Linked DNA regions of Homo sapiens: region 1 is linked to region 2. The links are chromatin contacts, found by Hi-C in ENCODE. All regions are on one chromosome and are shown on one strand. Each heading gives the region's core, a stretch centred on a gene start or an enhancer-like site at or near the end of the contact. The rest is flanking DNA. Distances are from core to core; before and after follow the strand shown. Region 1 has its middle 340 kb from the start of MATN1-AS1. Region 2 has its middle 300 kb from the start of LINC01648.

The links. A loop is a pair of places that touch in the nucleus more often than their neighbours do.
Region 1: a loop to region 2 is called in a map with no recorded cell type, with 10 times the contacts of the local background. The contact joins two enhancer-like sites. A Hi-C loop is called at or near these places in 1 of 168 maps with a recorded cell type or tissue (posterior vena cava) and 1 of 37 single-sample maps with no recorded cell type.

Annotation. Positions count from the first base shown.
Region 1 is chr1:30,378,368-30,382,168 of GRCh38, forward strand. No RefSeq gene overlaps it. Among named protein-coding and RNA genes, the nearest start is that of MATN1-AS1, 340 kb to the right of the region's middle. Within about 2 kb of position 1,485, at least 4 of the 41 ENCODE cell types and tissues checked have a DNase peak (open chromatin) inside an H3K27ac peak, as active enhancers do.
Region 2 is chr1:30,333,657-30,337,673 of GRCh38, forward strand. No RefSeq gene overlaps it. Among named protein-coding and RNA genes, the nearest start is that of LINC01648, 300 kb to the left of the region's middle. Within about 2 kb of position 2,480, at least 2 of the 41 ENCODE cell types and tissues checked have a DNase peak (open chromatin) inside an H3K27ac peak, as active enhancers do.

The sequences.
Region 1 (3,801 bases), core at 235-2,734, 44 kb after region 2:
CTCTTGACCAATGGCTGCTGTGACCCTGTCCTCCTCTGGGAATCTGGTCTCGGGGAGGAGCCCTGGACCCTGACATTGACTAGAAACCTGACCCCATGTCTGAGCAGAGAGCTCCCATCTCTCTGTCAGCAGATGGGGAAACTGAGGACAGGGCGGAGAGCGGCTTGCCTGTGGCCACACAGTGACTGATGATGATTGGTTCCTGCTCATCTCGTGCTTCTGATGAAGAAACTTGAAATCATAATCCTAATAATAATCAGCACATGGGCATGTGCTGTGTGCCAGGCACGCACTGAGCACTTTACAGGTGAGATTTCATATCACCCTCACAACCCCCCTATGGGGTGGATGCCACGCTTGGCCCCATTTTACAGATGAGGAAACTGAGGTGCAGAGGGAGAAGGGGCTCATTCAAGGTTCCCCCCAAGGACAGTTCCTCTAACTCCCCTTAGAGCACTTTCCCCAGTGGGTATTTGTATGTTTTGGAATTTTTTAAATTAATATTTGTCCTTCCTGCTGGACACTGGGCTCCAGGTGGTCAGTGGAGGTGTCTGTTTCCCTCCCGATGCCCCGACGTAAACCCAGCCCCAGCACAGTGCTCACTGTGTAATAGGCACTCGATAAGGATTTATGAGAAAGGGTCAAATGAGGTTCAGAGAACTCTAAGGGAAACCAAGTCTCCCGCGGGAATTATGCCCACAACCACATCCTGACTCCCAGCCCCGGCAGCAAGGCAGCTCTGACTCTCGGCCCCTGCAGGCACTGCCTCCCCATCCTCATGTGTGCACATCTGCTAAGTGACTCACGGGCTGGCTCAGAAGGAGTTAACAGCCCAAGTCGCTGGGTTCTGCAAGGCCTGCCAGGCTGGCTGAGCCCCATAATCAAGTCCTGCACAGGGGATAAACAGGCTGCTGGAGGATGGGCAGGCAGGGGTGGGGACCATCTCAAGAACCCTCTCAGGAGGCCTGTGCACTCCGAGGAGAGTCAAATGGACTCCCTCCCCTCCCATGCGCTGGTTCAAAGCGCCGCCGCATTCTTCACCCGCCTTCATCTTTGAAGCAGCCCGGGGGCAGGCTGCTGTCTCCCACATGAGGAAGAGGCCCAGGGAGGGGAGGCGACAGGCTCAAGGCCACGCAGCTGTTTGGTGGTGGAGCTGGACCAAGCTCTGCCGGGGTGGTTGTCAGGACACCGGCCCCGATGTCTCAGCAAGGGTTCCAGCAGGACACAGAAGCCATACAGGGAAAGTTTAATACAAAGAATTATTAACTGCTACAGTGGGTTGGAGTAACAAGGGGTTCGTTAGTGAGGGTGGCGGGGGCACTATGGAATACAGAAACAGCCAATCTGAAGAGCAGCCACTGCTCAGGGGCTAGAGAGGGCCACCAAGGGGGAGGCCCCACGGCTGAAACCCAGGCCCTGTTGGAGAGGGCAGAGTTGTGGCTACTGAATGGACAGGAAGTTGCCATACTGCCACGTGAGTGGAACTTGCTGGAATCTGCCCTCCAGAACTTGTCAGGAATCTACTCTCTAGGATGCCAGAGAAACACCATTTACGGGGAGGTGAATCACGGAAGGCACGTGGCTACAGAACCACCTGAGGGGGTTGCTGGGAGTTGCTGCTGGCCACTGGGAGTTGCTGACCACTGTGCACAGCAGGAGCTGGGCACTGGAGGGGCTGCCTACACTGCAGGAGCTAGGCATGAGAAAGGCCGTGCACTGCAGGAGTTGGACACTAGAGGAGCCACCCGGGCTGCAGGAGCTGGGCACAGGGAAAGACCCTGCACTGCAGGAGCTGTGCACTGGAGGAGCCGCCCACACTGCAGGAGCTGTGCACTGAAGGAGCCACCCGCACTGCGGGAGCTGGGCACTGGAGGAGCCACCCGCACTGCAGGAGCTGGGCACTGGAGGAGCCATCTGAACTGCAGGAGCTGGGCACTGAGGAAGGACTGGCATTGCAGGAGCTGGGAGCTGGTGGGGCTGCCTGTACTACAGGAGCTGGGCCTGGGAATGCTGTCTGCACAGGACCAAGGGAATGCTAGAGAGGCCACATGTGCCAGAAGGCTGGGTGCTGGGGAAGCCACCTGTGCTACAGGACCTGGGACCTAAGGAAGCCAGTCCTGCGGCCATAGCCTGCCTAACCCAGGAAGAAACCAGAACTAGGAAGGAAAGCTCCCTCCTCTTGCAATGTCTCTCTGCTGCCCTCTACTGACCACATTTAATGTCATGCCAACCGGGAAATGAAAAATATTCAGAGTGGTACCCATTTCCACTTTCACAGATCAGGCAACGAGGCGTGAATTGGAGCTGAGAGGCAATAAATTTGTAACTGGCACGGTCCACACCTGCTCACCTTTCATAGACACACTCTACACACATTTGGATTCCCATATAACAGCAACAGAACTCTATCATTTCCATCTCATAAGAGACAGCTATCTGTCTTACAAGGGAACAAGATCCTTCTCCAAAATGAGGAGGCACATGATCCCAAGACTCATTGCATCCACTGCTGGCTATAAATTACTCCTCAAATTCAGTCACAGTTCACTGACTATTCTGTTACTGAAGACTAAATTGTTAAGTTAACTTCCAACCACTTGTATATAGAATAAAAATGGGAAAAAGGAAAAAGAAGAAGAAAGTAGCTAGCATATGTAAGTGAACACAGACATAGAGTAAGCAAATTGAAAACATGCAAATTTTCCTACTTGGTCATGAGGTCATCATTGATATGTATGGCTACCTTTCTCCACCCTTCCTTCCATATTCCCCCCGCCAGCTTCCCCGCCCCCAGTCTCAACCCAAAGCTCAGATGGAGATGTCAGTATTCTCCGCTTGGTGGAGTCACCCAAACTTCCATTACTGAAGGCTCTGCTATCCAGCCTTCATTTGGGCAGGGAGTAGGTTTCTGTGGTTTTCCATTAATCTTTACTATGGGACGTGGGAGCACTAAGAGGCACCTCAGAGAATCCCCTGATTTCAAGACGGGGTCTTCTTCCCGACACTGCAGCAGCATCCCAGTCTCCCACTGGTAATTGGGAGCAATCATTCCAGACAGCAGATTAACCTCTTTCTTCCCTGTTGGTTCAGTGGCACAGGCCCAAAATGGCCAGGTGGCAGTCTCGTTTTCTGATTCAGTGGAACCATTGCTGTGTCCCTGGGAGCTAAGCCCTCTAAGCCAGCAGAGAACACAGTTGCCACAATGTGACCAGGAACAAAGTCCTTGTGGGTGGGTTATTAGGTGTCATTGTGGCAGGAGCCACGCCACCTTCTACCCCTTGTCCCTGAGCCTGGGTGTTCTGACTATGCAGAGACAGCACCGTATTATGGCCTCTGGTTCAAAACACACTCTGTGTCTTGCAAGAAAGAACATTATCTTTTCAGGGTGTGGTCTCCCAATTGGCATCACAACTGAGACTTCAGGAAGCCATTCCACCTTTCAGTCAGGCCAGCCACTTCCAGATGTGTTGTAAGACCAGCTAACCCCACGGACTAGAGCCTGTGACCACGCCTCCTCTGCTGTGGCATGAGCTCCCGGATCAGAGGCAGTGCCATGAGGATGCCATGATGGCAGAAGACATTCTGGGAGTTCACGGAAAATGATGCCAGAGGAGGAAGCATGGGCAGGGAAGGCAAGTTCACACCCAGAACATGGAGGATGACACTCCATGCCCTCCATGATGAAAAGGTCTGATGTCCTCAACCTGCCCCAGATGGCAGGCAGGTCCTTGCAGGACAGGGTGCCACACCAGGGCCTCAGTGTTGGTCTCTGCTGCTGGTGGACTAGGCACTGATCAATAG
Region 2 (4,017 bases), core at 1,230-3,729:
GGAGTGCAATGGCACAATCTCGGCTCACTGCAACCACTGCTTCCTGGGTTCAAGTGATTCTCTGGCCTCAGCCTCCCAAGTAGCTGAGATTACAGGCGAGTGTCACCATGCCCAGCTAATTTTTGTATTTTTAGTAGAGAAGGGGTTTCACCGTACTGGCTAGGCTGGTCTCAAACCCCTGACCTCAAGTGATCTGCCCTCCTCGGCCTCCCAAAGTGCTGGGATTACAGGCGTGAACCACCACACCTGGCCTACATTTTGCATGTCTATGCTTTTGAAAGAAAATATAGTCTACTTTTATGACTTTGGGTTGGAAAAAAGGTATTTACCAAAATACATAAAGTGCCAAGCATAAAGGAAATGATTGATAAATTTGATTCAATTTAGGCAGAGTTTCTGTTCATCCGGCATCACTATAAATAAACTAGAAAGATAAGCCACAATGTGGGAGCAGATACTACAACACACAAGCAAGAAATGATTGCATCCTGAATATATTTTTAAAATTTCCTAAAAAGATGAAGAAACCCATAAGAAATCCAACAGAAAATTAGATAATGGGCATGAATAGGCATTTCAAGAAGGCTGAATGGCTAATGATCATTTGAAAATATGTGCAACCTCATTAGTAATCAGAGAAACACAAATTACAGAACACTCAGAATTCCCATTTTACACCTGCTAGTTGGACAAAAATGAATTTCAAGTCTAGGTGGAGAAACAATAGAAACTCTCCCACACCACTGCTTGGAGTGGAAATGATACAGGCTCTTTGAAAACCAATTTGGCACTGTCTTGTAACATCGAACATGCACATACCTTATACTTCAGTGGTTGTACTTCTAGAGTTTACCCCAGAGAATCTCCTGTACATGGGCGTCAGGAGACTTGTATAAGAATGTTCACAGCAGCTTCATTTGTAATAACAAAAACCAAGAAACAACCCAATCAATATCTTTGAGTAAGTGAATGAATCTCTCGAGTCCTTTCCAACTTCCAGATGGAAGTGTCTGAGGCCTCAAACTGGGCTTCACAGCCAGTGACAGGCACTGAGTCAGCTACCCCCATCCCCTGGGCAATCAGTGGGGCTCCCTGCAGATTTGACTACTTCAAACAGACCCCAGGTGGCCCCTCACTGACAAGTTCAAGGCCATCTAAGAATTGGAGCCTCTGGGCTCCTGAGTCAATAGGACCCACGTGACTGGGGTCAGGCATCGGAGGCAACAAAGACACCAGGAGTGGGTAGGGTTATTCCAGGGCTTCTCCACCTGACAGGCCCATCCACCAGGGTCAGAGAGCCCCAGCCCAGAGACTCAGGACTCAGAGGGTCTCCTTTCCAGGCCCCCAATGTGCAGATGGGCACACTGAGGCAAGGAGGCAGCTGGAAGGGAGGGCATAGCTTCCTAAGTTTAGTTCAAAGATCTTCCCAGTACCCCATGCCACCCCTCCATGACCCCCAACCCCTCAGCAGGCCAGATGCCCAGCAGACCAGATGCCCACAGGCAAGATCCATGCATGCACGTACACACACACACACACACACACACACACACACACAAACACAGAACACAACACACACACAGACACACAACACACACACACACGCACTCATGCATCCTTCCAGGCTGAGTTACAGTGACTGATGGGCCTTTCTCATCCCTCTACCTCCCCTTCTCCTCCTCTCTCTTTGGTGGCTGGGATTACTCACTCCTCCCTCTCCCCCATCCAGCTCATATCAGGAAGCCCCATGGAAACAGTAGATGGAGTTCCTTCTCTTTGTGGGACCATGATGACTCCTGCACCCATCCCTCCAAAGAGTTTTGTCTGGCAGCCAGGCCAATAGACCTTCTGCTATGCTTACATGCCCAGCAAAAGAGGCGGAACTCCCTCTGAGCTGGGAGCAGGAAAGAGACTTCTAAGCGGCTCCTGAGCTCTTAGGCCACAGCCAGGATGGGGCCAGGGAGCAGGTCACCATCCCAGGCCAGGTCCTGGAGCAGACTGCAGCTCAGTCTACCCATGGCAAGCTACCCTGGCTCCAGACATCAGATCTCAAGTCCCAACCCCAAACCCTCAAGGCCTCCCCAGCCAAAGTCCCCTAAATTCCTCCTCCTACCCCAAGCTCTGCTGGGCCTAATCCGGGAGACAGCCTTGCCTGAACTCCACAACCCAGACCCCACTCAGGCCAAGAGTACTGAGGACTGGTGGGGTGGGGCACCAGCTCTGATGCCACTGGGGGAAGATCACCCCATAAGCCTGAGGCCTGGTCCCAGGTAGGACAGAGAAGAACCCCACTCCTTCCACCCAGTGGAGTCCCCAGGCCTTCCCAGATGCACTTTCTCAGGCAGTATGCTTCATTTTGAGACATGAGAGGGCCACTGAGCTGCCTCTCACCCCACTGAGGCCCTGGATCATGTTCAACTCTTTCTGGGGCATCATGAGAGGCTCAGGCTTTGGTGTCAGGCAGATGGACCCCAGCAGCTGTGAGACCTGGGTGAGTTGGCTGCCCTCTCCAGGCCTCACTTTCTCCTCTGTAAAATGATTAAGTGTCTTACGCAGTGCCAGGCATGCTGAAAGGGCTCAGCTTACAAACACAGGGCACAGACAGTGACAGAGGAGATACAGCCCTGCTGGGGATGACCATCCTGCTTTCCATCCCAGCCCATTCCCAGGCCCTGCCTCCTCATGGGGTGGAGAGGGAAAAGGAACAAACTGGCTAGTAGGGACCCGAGTCACTCCTGGCTCTGTCAGACTTGCTGCCTGACCTTGGACAAGACAATTCTTGTTTCTGAGCCTCAATTTCTTGATATGAAGTCTGGCTCTATGATGTACTCATTCTATTTGCATGCTGGCTAACGCTCTGTGCCTCAGTTTCTCCACTGGCCAGAGGATACAACCCGTTCTAAACTATCTCATGAGCCCACATCACTTAACCTGAAGTAAGGGTCTATTCAACACTCTGAGCCCACTGGCGAGGCCACATTTGACCGCTTCCCTCATCTGGCTGGTTTCTTATCCTCCCCTGAAAGCTTGAGAATGTTTGGCACAGAAACAGGCCCGGCAGCAGCAGTGGGGAGGGTGTGGTGCGAATATGCCCACGTGGGAGACCACTGAGTCCCAAAGACTCTGGGATGAGTCCTGGGCCTCGTCCTGGATGGAGTGGGACTACAGTCCTTCCCACGGGCAGCCGGATGGAAGCCACGGCCTCTACCAAGACTGTCTGTGGCTTGCGAAAACTGAACAGAGGCAGGAACAAGGTGAGGGTGAGCTGGCGCCACTGGGCCTGGCTGGCACAGCCCCTGTTCCACCGAGTCAACGAGCTCAGATGTACTTTCTGGTCTGGAAAGCATCACTATCCACCACTGCAGAGTTTAATGTCTGGAAATAGACCCAGGGCATGCCTGTCTGCTAGTCAGCAAAAACAGGAGCCCAGAGCTGCCACTCATTAGTCAGGGAGAAGGGCACCGCTCCCCTGTTGACCTTCCAGCTCCTTCCTTTGATGCCATCACTTCCTACCAGCCATGGGAACATTTCCAGGGCAATTATTTTGGGAGAGGTCCACTTAGGCTCTGGGAGAGTGGCTAATGAAGGGTCAGTTACAATCCCTGCTGCCCAGGAAATGTCAGTCCCCCTGGAGGAAAGACACCCACGGTGTTGCTAGCAGTAAGTCAACTGGGGAGTAAGGGTAGCTTTCAGATTTCAGATGACAGGTTCTTGGAGGAGGAGCGAGCATTTTGGATGCCAGACCTGGGTTGGGAAGAAAATCCCCACAGGCTGGAGCCCAAGCTAGACTCACAGGATGGTATTTCAGTGTAAATGTGAATTTAGCATGCAATGCAAGGCTCTGAGCTGAGAAAAACAAATCAAGGCGCAAGTAGGGGAGGGAGCCAGGCCTTGAGAGGGAAGCTCTTAAAGAGCTCATTGTGGACCCAGGCAGGTGTATCCCTCATAGCATCTGTCCGTTTGTTATTCTCCCCACCCCCAGGCCAGCCCTTCCCAGCCAAGGCTTTTCCCATGAGA